Linked DNA regions of Homo sapiens: region 1 is linked to region 2. The links are chromatin contacts, found by Hi-C in ENCODE. All regions are on one chromosome and are shown on one strand. Each heading gives the region's core, a stretch centred on a gene start or an enhancer-like site at or near the end of the contact. The rest is flanking DNA. Distances are from core to core; before and after follow the strand shown. Region 1 overlaps SYT2 (synaptotagmin 2). Region 2 holds the start of TMEM183A (transmembrane protein 183A).

Region 1 (7,286 bases), core at 1,503-4,002, 390 kb after region 2:
AAGAGGAGAGGAAGGGTGGGCAGTTCCCAAAGCTGTGTGCAATGCCCCCACTTCCCATGCCAGCTTTGGGGTCTCGCTGTACACACACACACACACACACACACACACACTCACACCAGACCTTGGTTCCTTCCCAATCTATGCTTGGGTGGGTGTCCCTGGATATAGCCTGATGACAACTGAGTCTTAACATGGTTTGTGGAAAGAGCCCTGGGCCCAGAGCCAGCCTGTACTGCACGGGGGGACCCTGGGAAGGCCACTTCCCCACAGAATTCAGTGTCTTCTGTGAAATGACATAATGTGACCCAATCTCAAAGTCTGTCCTGCTTGATCATTTACAGACCCACATATTTATTGAATGTGGGCAGATTACTTGAGGTCAGGAGTTCGAGACCAGCCTGGCCAACATGGTGAAACCCCGTCTCTACAAAACTACAACAAATTAGCCAGGCGTGTGGTGGGCACCTGTAATCCCAGCTACTTGGGAGACTGAGGCAGGAGAATTGCTTGAACCTGGGAGGCAGAGGTTGCAGTGAGCCAAGATCGTGCCACTGCACTCCAGCCTGGCAGACAGCGAGACTCCATCTCAACAACAACAACAACAAAAAATGCGTAAACAAGTGAGCGTCCCAACAAAATTTTATTTACAAAAATTAGGTGGGGGACTGGATTTAGCCCCTGGACTGCCGTTGGCCAATGCCTGCACTAGAGCAACAGCAGTGAGTAAGACCAATGAGGTGGCTGCTTATACAGTCACAAGCTGCATGAGTACCATGGGGATGAGAATGGAGAGCTGGGAAAGCAGGTGGTTGAGGCCTTGATGCGGGGGTAGGGGAGGAGGGAGCCATGGGTGTGGGGAGGAAGGCGTTCTTGGAAGTACTGTTTGAGCTGAGAAAGATGTGTAGACTGTATTAGTCTGATCTTGCACTGCTATAAAGAAAAACCTAAGACTGGGCAATTTATAAAGAAAAGAGGTTTAATTGGCTCGAAGTTCCACAGGCTGTACAGAAAGCATGATGCTGGCATCTGCTCGGCTTCTGGAGAGGCCTCAGGAAACTTACAATCATGGGGGGAGGTGAAGAGGGAGCCAGCACTTCACATGGCCAGAGCAGGAGGAAGAGGCGAGGGAGTGGGGGTTGGGGGGTGCTACACACTTTTAAATGACCAGTCTCATGAGAACTCACTATCACTAGATCTGACCCTGTGATCCAATCACCTCTCACCAGGCCCCACCTCCAACATCAGGGATTACAATTTGACATGAGATTTGGGCAGGGACACAGATCCAAACTGTATCATAGGCTTTGGCTCCTTGAAGGGGGCACAGCATATACAAAGGCCCCGAAGAGGGTAATACAGTGTATTAGGGGAAACAAAAGAAGGAGTGTAGGCTGGTGTTAGCAACCCAGGGAGGGAAAGCTGAGGTGCTGCTGGATGGAGAGCATGAGGGGCTGTAGGCCACGCTAGGGCTTTCGGCCTGTCTCCCTGGGATGGCTTTTCATTTTTGGCGACATGACTGGCTTTGCATTTTATGAAGATTGCCTTGGTGGCAAATACGGAACTGACTGGAGGCGAGCAAGAGGAGACCCAGAAGATCAGGCAGCTATGTCGGGGGCCAGTTGACCTGTGGGCCTGGAGCTCGGAAGTGGCTTGACTCTGACAGAAGAGGATGGCACTGATGCCTGGGTGCAGAAGGAACCACGCAGGGAGACACCATGGCTGAGAAGGGAAGGACCTCAAGTGCAAGCCTGAGGCAACCGAAGGAGGAGTAGTCACAGTTATGACAAAAGCAGGCAGCGGCCAGCTGACCACAGCTCAGGGGTCCAGCTCAAGGAAAATGAAAATGCGCCCTGGGTTTAGTGACCTTGTGTTCATCATCCATGACTTTACAAAGAGCTACTTCAGCAGAGGGATGGGGCAGAAGCCACAATGGAGGGGCTGACGAGTGAGGTGGACGTGACGAAATGGGGACCATGTGTGCGTGTGTGTGCACGTGTGTATATGTGTGTGCATATGTGTATGTGTGTGCAAGTGTGTGTGCGTGGTCACGAAGGGGAGAACAAGGCAGCAGGTGGGGCTCATTTTTGGTGGGTGATGTGATAAACTGGACTGGTCCAGCCTCAGCTGAGGGAAGGGGGAAATGTTAGGCACAAGAAAGGGCAGGGATGGCAAAGACTTCCTGAGAAGTCAGGAGGGATCCTGCGCAGGAACGGGAACTGGCTTAACCAGAGGAAAAGCCCTCAACTCACAAGGGGTCAGGAGGAAAGGTCTGTGGTTTGACCCAAGGTTGGGACATTTTGAGAGATTTCTCGCTTCTGCTTTTCTTTAAAATAACAGCAAAGAGAGAGGAGGGGTGTGAGGGAGCCACAGGCCTGCGGAAACTGGAGGAGGAGGCGAAGCTGGTGGGGAGGCGTTTCCTGCAGTTTCTGTGCAGTGCAGAGGGCCTGGGTGATCCTGGGGATTGATGGGATACAGGCTGCCCTTGTACTGTGGGGGGATTTTCACCAGGGGGCTCAGCAGTCGGGGGTAGCCATGGAGAAGGAGAAAGCTGTCAGTGGGATTTCTCCAGGGCTGGCGCTTTGCCAGGTGAATACCACAGAAATGCCAAGGGAGTGTGGGGAATTGCGAACAAGTTGTAGGCACCACGGACCATGGTGGGAAAAGAAGACTAGAGGGGCTGATGGTGGCCCAGGGAGGTCAGGGAGACTTCTCCAGGAAGAGCATTCTAGGCTGAGGGAGAGTAAGTGCCAAGACTGTGGGATGGGGGTCTGTTTGGTGGGTTTGTGGCTGGTGGCAAGAGGCCAGCATGGCAGGAACTGCGTGACTGAGAGCAAGGACAGGAAATGCCTGTGGGAGCCAGCCAGGGGCCAGGCCAGGCAGGGATCTTATTCTAAATGTGACAAGAAGCCACAGGAGGGTTTTAAATAGATCAGTCTGGCTGCAGTGTGGAGATCAGGCTGAGTGGAGGGGAGTGGAAGCTTCCAGATAGGAGGCTACTGTGGTACTCCAGCTGGAGGGTGGAAAGTGGCCAGATTTGGAAGGCATTGTGGGTGGTTGATGAGTTTGCAGACACCTGGGATGTGGGGGGGTGACCCCACATGGATGGGAAGGATGACCCCAAGGCTTCTGGTCTCAGCACCTGGTGCCATGTACTGGGTGCATAACTGAGAGACGGGCCCTGAATCCACCCCATCCACTCTCTGGGCCCACTGCCCATGCCTGCCTTTGACATGAGCCTCCTCAGGCATCTTCTATTCCCTTGCTGTCTGGGCAGCTATGGCCTCCTGGTTTTGTTGGAGTCTGGAAAAGCTTCCAATCTGCTGCTGCTGCTTCATGGACTCCCCACATTCCCTCTCTGCAGCTCTAAGTCATTTTCCTCTGGTGGATTCCCCGGGAATGCCGTCTGTCTTTCATAAGAGCTCGGGGATGACATTTGTTATTGGCTGTTTTCAACTCTTTCCCCGCTTTCCTCTGGAGTTATGCTCCACCCTAGTCTTTTTACTCACGACAGCCAAAGCGAAACTTTTAAAATATACATTTGTACATGTTACCCCTGCCCCCACCCTAAAAGGCCTCCCACAGCTTCTCATTCCTCTTTGGGAAAGACAAAACTCCTTGACGCGGCCTATGGTGCTCCTGATCCTGCCCTGCCCGGCCTGCCAGCCTCACCCTGAACCGTGATCCATCCACTCCAGCTGCCCTGGCCTTCTCTCAGGCTTTGGACTCACCACACTGCATCCCACCTCTGGGCCTTTGCATAGGCTGTGCTCTCTGCCTAGGCTGCCCTTTCATCTCCTCTTTACCTGGATAAATACTCACCCTTCAGGTCTCAGTTCAATCATCAATTTTTCAAGAAAGCACTTTTGCTTTCCCAGATTAATTCACGTATGCCCCATTATAAATGCTCACCACCACCAGATGGCTCTCCTTTCTTGCACTTCTCATAATTACAATTTTATATGCACTTATGTGAAGTGCATGGTAAATTCCATGAGGGAAGCATGATATGAGCTCAGTAAATACTTGAGTGAGTGAGTGAATGAATGAATGTGTCTCTCACATCTGTTCTCTCTACTCCATTCCTTACCTTCCCATCCTAGTGCAGGTCTTTACCATTTCTGGTCTGTGGAACCAACCTCCCTGCTCCACTCCCCATGGAGCTAACTTCACAAACCCCACTTATAACTGCTCAGCACCCTTCAGTGGTTCCTGCTGGGTATAGAGGGAAGTCTAATCTCCTTTTCTGGGACTCCAACACTCCTGAGATGCAGTTCTCCCCCTTCATTCCTGGCCTGCAGATTCCCTGAACCTCAGGAGCATTAAGCGTCTTCATTCCTGGCTGGTTTATTTGACACCAAGCAGCTTTACTTTGCTACAGGACCATTTCTGGACGGTCAGTCTGGAGAGAAGGCCTGCATCCACCATGAACCTTGGGTCCCTCTACGGTGCCAGGGCCACTTCCAGGTGCCTCAGATAAGGTTCAATGAACACTTCTCAGATTCACATCCAACCCACATTTATTGAATGCCCTCTATGTGCCAGACACAACCAAATTTATTTTTAAAATTTTCACGGCAGTTCTGAAAAGTAGGTATTATTTTCCACAATTTTATATTGAAGAAATCAAGTTTCACAAAGGGATTTTTGGAGTCAAATGACAAGTGGTTGGCATTCTTGGGACTACATTCAGCCTCTTCCCCCAGCCTGTGCTGCCTCCTGCCTGCCCTGCAGTGGAGAGTGAGAGGGTGGGGTGCTGCAGGGACCGTGGACCGGCTGTGGGGAGCTGTCTGCAGAAAGGGGAGGAGGACTGCCAATCCAGCGGCAAGGGTAGAATGGAGGAGCTAGGCTCAACTGATAAATGGCATCTACAAAAAGCCCACAGCTTACATTATATTAAATGAAGAAAGATTGAAAGATTTTCCCCCAAAGATCAGGAAAAAGACAAGAATTCCCACTGTCACCACTTCTGTTCAACAGTGGACTGGAAGTTCTAGCCACGGCAATTAGGGAAGAAAAAGAAAATGGAAAACTATCTTCATTTGCATGATTCTATATATAGAAAATCCTAAGGACTCCACCAGCACACACACACATGCACACACACACAAATTATTAGAACAAATGATTTCAGGCTGAACGCGGTGGCTGATGCCTGTAATCCCAGCACTTCGGGAGGTGGAGGCAGGCGGATCACCTGAGGTCAGGAGTTCAAGACCAGCCTGGCCAACATGGTGGAACCCCGTCTCTACTAAAAATACAAAAATTAGCCGGGCATGGTGGCACATGCCTATAATCCCAGCTACTAGAGAGGTTGAGGCATGAGAATTGCTTGAGCCCAGGAGGCGGAGGTTGCAGTGAGCCGAGATTGCACCACTGCTCTCCAGCCTGGGCGACAGAGCGAGACTCTGTCTGGAAAAAAAAAAAAAAAAAAAAAAAAAAAAAGGAAGAACCAATGAGTTCGGCAATGTGGCAGGGTACAAGACTGAGATACAAAAATCTATTATATTGCTATACACTAGCAACGAACAATCTGAAAGTGAAATTAAGAAAACAATTCCATTTATAATGACATCAAAAAGAATAAGATACCTAGGAACAAAAGAAGTGCAAGATGTGTAGTTGAAAACTACAAAACAATCTTGAAGGAAATTAAAGGTCTAAATAAGTGGGAAAATAGTGGAAAACTCAATGTTGTTGATATGATCCCTGAGCTGATCTACAGATTCAACACAATGCCTATCAAAATTCCAGCTATTTTGTAGAAATTAACAAGGTGGTCCTAAAATTCATATGGAAATGCAAGGAACCCAGAATAGCCAAAACAATCCTGATTAAAGAAGAACAGGCCTGGTGCAGTGGTTCATGCCTGTAGTACCAGCACTTTGGGAAGCCAAGGCAGGTGGATTGCATGAGCCCAGGAGTTCGAGACCAGCCTGGGCAGCATGGTGAAACCCCTTCTCTACAAAAATACAAAAATTAGCCAGTTGTGGTGGCATGGGGCTGTAGTCCTAGCTACTCAGAAGGCTGAGGTGGGAGGATCAATTGAGCCCGGGAGGTCAAGGCTGCAGTGAGCCATGTTCACACCACTGTACTCCAGCCTGGGTGACAGAGTGAGACCTTGGCTCAAAAAACAAAGTTGGAAGACCCATTCTGCCTGATTTCAAAACTTACTACAAAGCTACAGTAATCACGACAGTATGGTCAATAGTAGGCAGGTGCTATTAAAAAAAAAAATCAGTGTGGTATTGCCATGAGGTTAGACATACAGATAGAATTGAGAGTCCAGAAATAAACCCTCATATTTGTGGTCAGTTGATATTTTACAAGGGAACTAAGACAACTGGATGGAGGACAGAATAGTCTTTTCAACAAATGTTATATACCAAATGGATATCCACATACAAACGAATGAATGTGAACCCCTTCCTTACGCCATACTCAAAGTGGATTGTAGAAACATAGTGGAACCTAATTTCTAGAAGAAAATTAAAAATTAGCCAGATGTAATGGCACATGGCTGTAGTCCTAGCTACTCGGGAGGCTGAGGCTGGAGGATCACTTGAGCTCAGGAGGCCATGGCTGCAGTGAGCCATGATCATGCCACTGCACTTTAGCCTGGGTAACAGAGTGAGACCCTGTCTTAAAAAATAAGTGGCTTGTAGACTTGAATGTGAGAGCTAAAACTATGCAACTCCCATAAGAAAACAAAGGAGTAAATCTTAGTGCCCTTAGGTTTAGTGATGGTTTCTTGGATATAGCACCAAAAATATGGCAGCAAAAGAAACAGCTAAATTGGACATCATCAAAATTGAAAACTTTTTTGCTTCAAAGGACACCATTAAAAACTGAAAATATGACCAGGCACAGTGGCTCATGCCTGTAATCCCAGCACTTTGGGAGGCCGAGGAGGCCAGATCAACTGAGGTCAGGAGTTTGGGACCAGCCTGGCCAACATGGTAAAACCCCGTCTCTACTAAAAATACAAAAATTAGCCAGGCATGGTGGTGAGCGCCTATAACAATCCCAGCTACTTTGGGAGGCTGAGGCTGGAGAATCACTTGAACCTGGGAGGTGGAGGTGGCAGTGAGCTGAGATTGTGCCATTGCACTCCAGCCTGGGCAACAAGAGTGAAACTCCATCTCAAAAACAACAAAAAAACACCACACACACACAAAATGAAAATATAACCCTAGAATGAGAGAAAATATTTGCAAATTATATGTTCAAAAAGGAACTGGTATGCAGAATATATAAAAATTCTTACAACTCAATAATAAAAAGACAAA
Region 2 (6,950 bases), core at 657-3,156:
ACTAATTGCAGAGCACTTAAAAGCCCACGATAATGTCTATGTTTGTGTGTAACAAAACTAGTTAACGTAAAATCCACATACTTTGGAAAACATTTTTTGGTTACATCTCTGCTTCCTTACACATTCAGAAATCCAGAAATGCAAAGGCCTTTTATTTTCACATTGCCTTATGGGTTTTTACCTGATAATAACATGTTCTCAATGAAGGGCTACTAGAGTCCAGTTCACAGCTCCAGAACTCTACTAACACGTACTAATCTCTTTCCCTCTCGAATTCAGACAAAAGAAAAAAGAAAGCCCAGGTGTATTAAATCCCGGCCCACTACCAAGGTTCTTAGGGAGAGCCAAGTTTTCTTTAAACTCTCCTGGTATCACGTCTTATATCTCCTCCTGTGCTACTGGGAAAGTAACATCTTCAATTTGTCACCACAGGCAGGTCTAATAAACCAAAAGAGAACAAGCTCCATACCTTTGTGTCTCTTGCTTTTCTTTTTTCTGGAGACAGTTCTCTCATGGATGCTTTCCTCCTGGGCATCCATCTCATCACTGCTGTCGATGATGTCACAGGGCTCACCAGCCCCAGAAAGAGCTTCCTCTGCAGGAACCTGAGAGGCTTCCAAGCCACAAAGAGATTTTACTAGAAGAAAATAAAAGGAGAATGAGATGGCACACAGCTCCACCCAGAAATACAAACAACTTAGCCAAGGTATCAGCATCCATTCAGGAAAGGGGGGAAAAAAAACATCGTTGAGAGAGAAAGGTGAGAATCTGTCACCAAAAAAAATAAAGATTTTAGTATTTTAAATACAAAAAAAAAAAAAAAAAAGGAAAGCAATGGGCAAACTGACTCCAAAGTTGCAGAAACTCCTTTTTTCAGCCCTGAAGAAAAAAGGTGTGTACAATTTTTCCACTATAAACCCTGCAGGATAAAAGCTGATTTGTATTCTCATAAGGTCTACAGAGAAATGTTTGAGACAAATTGAATCCAATTTAATCCTGGTCCTGAGCTGGAGGCAGTAGGTGTCATAAAACACAAGTCTCAGACCCATGAGTAAACAGACTGAAAGCAAGAGAAACACCAGAAAAGGAAAAGAACACTCCAAGGTTATTAAACAAGGAAGCAAACTGCAGAGTAAAACATGTGAACTACAGCAAAGAGATTAATAACCAAGAAGAATGCAGTGGAAACTAAAAAGTATGCAAACATGTTTTTAAATGCAAAGAAAGAAAGAAAATATTTCTGCTACAGAAACTGCTACTCTTGACTAATCCTCCTCCACCCCAATATGTAAGTTAACACTAACGAAAGCAAACACGGTTACAGGAAGACGACTAAAGGACTGCAAGAAAAACAGAAATAAAATACCTAGTTCTGTCTTCGCGGCATGAGTCTTTAAAGGCTCGCGCAAAGCTTACCTTCCTGCTGAACAGCGTTGGCTACGGCTTTCTTGACTCGTCCAGACCTCACGACCGCCGGATCCGAGTTGGCGTAATCCGCCACGGTCACTGCAACACAGCACCAACCCTCAAGGAAGAGGCCTTCTCTCGTCAGCGTCTTCCCCGCCAACACCTCCTCCTCGCTGCAGGCCCCCGGACCGAGCCGCCCTCCAGCCGCGGGCACGCGAGCGCTCACCTCGGCACGGTCCAGCCCCCTCCCAGCCGCCAGCCCCCAAAATGTTTCAGCGCCCCTGCCCCCCTCGCCCACCTCGGCCGGAGCAGGCGTCGTGGGCCCGGAACTTGAGTCGCTTTCCTCTCTTGGGCATGGCGACCGTATCGGGGCGAGGCCTGCCTAGCGGGCCGGGCCCCCGGGCCATGTCTCCGGCCGGAGAGCCGGCCCCGGGAGCCGCAAGCCAGCTCCGCCCGGCTCCGCGGCCATCCCACACCGGAGGCCGCTAACTCTCGCGAGAACATAGGTCCGGGTTCCGAGTCGCGTTGTCGGACGACGCCTCTCCACGCGAACCAATCATCGCCAGGTGCAAGGATACGTCATCATCCGGCACCCGCGAATCAAGCTGGGTCCGGGTTCCAGGTGGAGAGAGAGCTGTTGTACTGGGTGGTGTCGCGTATCGCCGTACCTCGTGTGAGATGAATGGTGTCTCAGAACCATAGCCCACACCTGTGTTGATTAGAATTGAGAGTTTACATCCTGGTCTCCGGGATTCTTCTTAGTAACTCCTCTGTCCACACTCCAGGTCCACTTCAGCACCAAAATGCATATACACTGTCATCTTCGTGCTCTATCTCGGACCACAGAGACTGAGCGCCTGCTAGTCTAACATAGGTCTGTAAGAGTCTTCACTCTATTTTACGAAAGCTATAAATAAATTTCTGAATTCTCAAAATAGGAGAAGGAGTTCTTAAAAGCTTCCAATCGGCCGGGCGCGGTGGCTCACGCCCCTAATCCCAGTACTTTGGAAGGCCGAGGCGGGCGGATCACGAGGTCAGGAGATCGAGACCATCCTGGCTAACACGGTGAAACCCCGTCTCTACTAAAAATACAAAATATTAGCCGGGCGTGGTGGCGGGCGCCTGTAGTCCCAGCTACTCGGGAGGCTGAGGCGGAAGAATGGCATGAACCCGGGAGGCGGAGCTTGCAGTGAGCTGAGATCGGGTCACTGCACTCCAGCCTGGGCGACAGAGCAAGACTCCGTCTCAAAAAAAAAAAAGTTTCCAATCTATCACCATATAAGGTTAGCCGAGAGAAAGGACGAAAGAGAGACCCAAGGTCAGCCGAGGAAGTTTATTAACCTGACGGCTGCTCCACCACAGACAGAGGAGGCACCCCTGAGCTTACAAAATGAGGGGTTTATATGGGGGAGAGAGACCCTGGGGTTGTTTGCTGGTTAATTTTGCCACATATTAGCTTGTGACGTTTATTACAGGAGGGTGTAGGTAAAGTTTGTTTATGCTTCCCATCACCTTCCCCTGTGCGGTCCGGATGATTTGTAATTGGGGTTTGTTTATTGCAGCAAGGTCTGATAAGTGAAGTCTGCTGGCTTCATAAGGACTTAGAAGTGTAAAGAGGCTTGGGGGAAGGAGAAGAGTTGCAGAGCATTAGGGGGAGGAGTGAGCAGCACGGAGAGGTTTGGGGGAAGTGTCGGCAGTACCAAGAAGCTTTTTGGGGCAGTTTGTTCCTAACACACCATACCTCCAAAAAACTACTAGAAGCATCCATGAAAAACTATCGCAGAGGCAGGAAGGTCACTTGAGTCCAGGAGGTCAAGGCTGCAGTGGGCCATGATTGCGCCACTGCACTCCAGCCTGGGCTACAGAGCGATACCCTGCCTCAAAAAAAAAAAAAGGAGAAAAAGAAAAAATAACGTCTTTCCTTTGTATTGAGACAGAAGCGAGTCACTGAGTGAAGATTACAGAACTGTAAGGGAGCAGGACCCTGGGCTAGTATTATCAGGCCTCTGAGCCCAAGCCACGCCACCGCATCCCTGGTGACTTGCACGTGTACGCCCAGATGGCCTGAAGTAACTGAAGAATCACAAAAGTGAAAATGCCCTGCCCCGCCTTAACTGATGACATTCCACCACAAAAGAAGTGAAAATGGCCAGTCCTTCCTTAAGTGATGACATTACCTTGTGAAAGTCCTTTTCCTGGCTCAAAAAGCTCCCCCACTGAGCACCTTGCGACCCCCACTCCTGCCCACCAGAGAACAAATCCCCTTTGACTGCAATTTTCCTTTATCTACCCAAATCCTATAAAACGGCCCCACCCTTATCTCCCTTCACTGACTCTCTTTTCCGACTCAGCCCGCCTGCACCCAGGTGATTAAGAGCTTTATTGCTCACACAAAGCCTGTTTGGTGGTCTCTTCACACAGACGCGCATGAAAAGTAAATAAATAAATAAATTAAAAAAAAAAGAAAAGTATCACCGCGACACATAAGAAGTTATTTGGTTTCCTAAGTTATTCTCCTTTATCCTTCTAACTTCCTTGCAGCTCCTAAAAGGTGATAATCCCTGGCTTGGGAAACTTAGGACCCAGGCATCCAATCCGCTGGATCTACCAGAGAGTATCTTATTTTCAGTCTAACGAGCTGGCACCAAGTTTGTTAGGAGAAAAACCTCAGGCCTTTTACTAACATTATGTAACAGACTACCACCAGGGATCTTGCTAATAGGCTTGAATCAATTAGGAATTAAAATTGAAGCTGAAGAGAATTGATTACAATTATGAAATATTCAAATTTAATTTATCTAAAGTTACAACATGAAACAAATGTCTAATAAGCTGTTAACAAAAGAAAATTCTTTCAAATAAGGTTTCTATTTATATGTAATTCATGTTTGTAGTCCAGTTCAAAATGCAGATGGTAAGTGCTGAGGCTTCTCATTTCACAACGTTATCAATAAAAAATTCATGGCCGGGTATGGTGGCTCACGCTTGTAATCCCAGCACCTAGGGAGGTGGAGGCGGGAGAATACTTGAGCTCAGGAGTTTGAGACCTGCCTGGGCAACAAGACCCCATTCTCCACAAAAAGGTAAAAAAAAAAAAAGACCAAAAAAAGTGTAATAAAAATTTCACAAGGTTCACATAGATGTAGATTTCTACTCATGTGGCACCCTGTTGAAAACACTCAGGCATTCAGATTCTGGAGGAAATCAAAGTTACAAGAAACATAAACCCTATTACAATGTCACTATAAAAAACTTGGGTTTTAACAAGAATGTTGTCTCATTTTTCAGCAGTATAATTACTATTTTAATGCATTGGATGAAAGAAATGCTAGTTCCCAAAACTGTTTATTTCTTTTTTTTTTTTTTTGAGACGGAGTCTCACTCTGTCACCCAGGCTGGAGTGCAGTGGCACGATCTCAGCTCACTGCAACCTCCGCCTCCCGGATTCAAGCAATTCTCCTGCCTCAGCCTCCCGAGTAGCTGGGATTACAGGCATGTGCCACCACACCTGGCTAATTTTTTTGTATTTTTAGTACAGACGGGGTTTCACCAAATTGGCCAGGCTGGTCTTGAACTCCTAACCTTGTGATCCACCCACCTCGACCTCCCAAAGTGCTGGGATTACAGGCGTGAGCCACCGCGCCCGGCCTCAAAACTGTTTATTTCATCTTTCAAAATTTCTAGACTGAGAAGATTTTAAGCAAATCCTCTGAGACTCTTAAGTCCTTGGGCCAATATAGTGGAACAAATGATCCTACTCTTTCATTCCACCTTTTATTAAAAAGCAACAATTTTTAATTAATAGCACTGTTAATCTCCAGACCAGAAGATACAAGTTCTTGCTAGGAAGACAAGTAAAAGTTACTAAAATTGTTATTATGTTTAAATGCAAGTGGCTTAACCTAGCTATTAGGAAGAAAGTGAAAGGAAAATGTTGTTTTCAAATATTTTCCTCAGAAAAGTGGGAAATTCAAGGACAGCAGATAAATATATACAGCATTCGAATGCTATATTTCTAGATTATGTCCACCCTACTTTTTTGGTATTAAACTGTCCTTTAGACCCGGCACGGTGGCACACACCTGTACTCCCAGCACTTTGGGAGGCCGAGGAGGGTGCATTACAAGGCCAGGAGTTCAAGATCAGCCTGGCCAACATGGTAAAACCCTGTTTCTACTAAAAAACAAACAAACAAAAACAAAAATTAGCCGGGCATGGTGGCGGGTGACTGTAGTCCCAACTACTTGGGAGGATAGCTTGAACCCAGGAGGCGAAGGTTGCAGTGAGCCGAGATCGCACCACTGCACTCCAGCCTGGGCGACAGAGCGAGACTCCATCTCAAAAAAAAAAAAAAGGTTGTTATTTATTTTGCACTAATAGTAAATGCTCACAGGAGGTGTTTGCTTTTTAAGGTTCCTTTATCTTGAAAACTTAAAGATGGCAAATCTATGTTGGTTGTCATAATTTTCTTTCAAATTTTAATAGCCTGTGAAACCCTAAAGCCTGGGAATCATTGCTTTGGAGGTATTGGAAAAGTATCCCTTCGGTTTGAATAAATAAATACATGACAGTGGGATTTCCTACTGAAGGCAGTTTAGTATAAAAAAGCAATATTTTGAAAGTAGTCAAGAGTGCAGCTTGTGAAGTCAGACTTGCTTGCATTCAAAACTTCCCTCTGCCATTTATTATCTGTGTGACCTTGGAAAAGTTACTTAACCTCTCTGAACCTCAGTTTCCTTGCCTGTAAATTTCAGATAATAAAAACACCTGCTTCACTGGGTTGTTGAAATAATTAATTGAATTAACCCATAAAAAGCATTAAAAATAGCACATAGTAAGCCTCTCAGCTATTATTATAGTGGTGAAAAAGTTGTGGTAGTTGTTATTTGAAAACACCTTAGGTGACTGATTCCTTTTTGCTTCTACTGCATTAGGACAGAATACATAGAGTCAGAAGGAAGGCAACCCATTCCAGTTTATTAAAATGCTAAGACTAGTTAGTACCTAACATACAAGTGGCAGGGTTAGAATTCAGACTATCTCCAAAGTTCATATATTAAAAAAACACTGTTCACTTTGGGAGGCCAAGGCAGGTGGATGATTGAGGTCAGTAGTTCGAGACCACCCTGGCCAACATGGTAAAACCCCATCTCTACTAAAAATACGAAAAAAAAAAAATTAGTCAGGCATGCTGGGACATGTCTGTAGTCCCAGCCACTCGGGAGGCTGAGGCAGGAAAAAACACTGTCTTGGCCAGGTGCAGTGGCTCCCAGCACTTTGGGTGGTAGAGATGGGAGGATCACTTGATGCCAGAAGTTCGATACCAGCCTGGTCACCATAGTGAGACACCATCTCTGTTAAATAAATAAATAAGAATAAGAAATAAAAATAAAAACCACTGTCTTATACTGCCTCTAAGATTAAAAGAGTCATACTGAACTTTTGCCTTTGATTAATATTAGTAGTCTAAGTGTAAGTTCCTCTGAGCTGGCCACACCATGGTCAAGGCATTGTGACATTCTCCCACCCTTGTGATAATGTAC

Evidence for each region. Hi-C counts contacts between places; a loop is a spot of excess contacts on that map. Pooled maps may share reads with other maps.
Region 1: a loop to region 2 is called in a map of OCI-LY7, with 2.8 times the contacts of the local background. The contact joins the enhancer-like site here to the promoter of TMEM183A in region 2. A Hi-C loop is called at or near these places in 1 of 168 maps with a recorded cell type or tissue (OCI-LY7), 1 of 37 single-sample maps with no recorded cell type and 6 of 50 pooled maps.

What each region holds. Positions count from the first base shown.
Region 1 is chr1:202,611,225-202,618,510 of GRCh38, reverse strand. The region is part of intron 1 of SYT2 (synaptotagmin 2); the gene reads left to right. Among named protein-coding and RNA genes, the nearest start is that of SYT2, 96 kb to the left of the region's middle. Within about 2 kb of position 2,752, at least 13 of the 41 ENCODE cell types and tissues checked have a DNase peak (open chromatin) inside an H3K27ac peak, as active enhancers do.
Region 2 is chr1:203,002,330-203,009,279 of GRCh38, reverse strand. It overlaps TMEM183A (transmembrane protein 183A), which reads right to left and starts at 1,906. Exons shown (of 8, transcript NM_138391.6): 1 at 1,706-1,906; 2 at 1,417-1,506; 3 at 470-637. The coding sequence starts at 1,814. It also overlaps the pseudogene MGAT4FP. RefSeq lists enhancers at 1,007-1,779, 1,780-2,554, 2,558-2,687, 3,329-4,103, a silencer at 1,598-1,847 and a cis regulatory region at 3,228-3,577.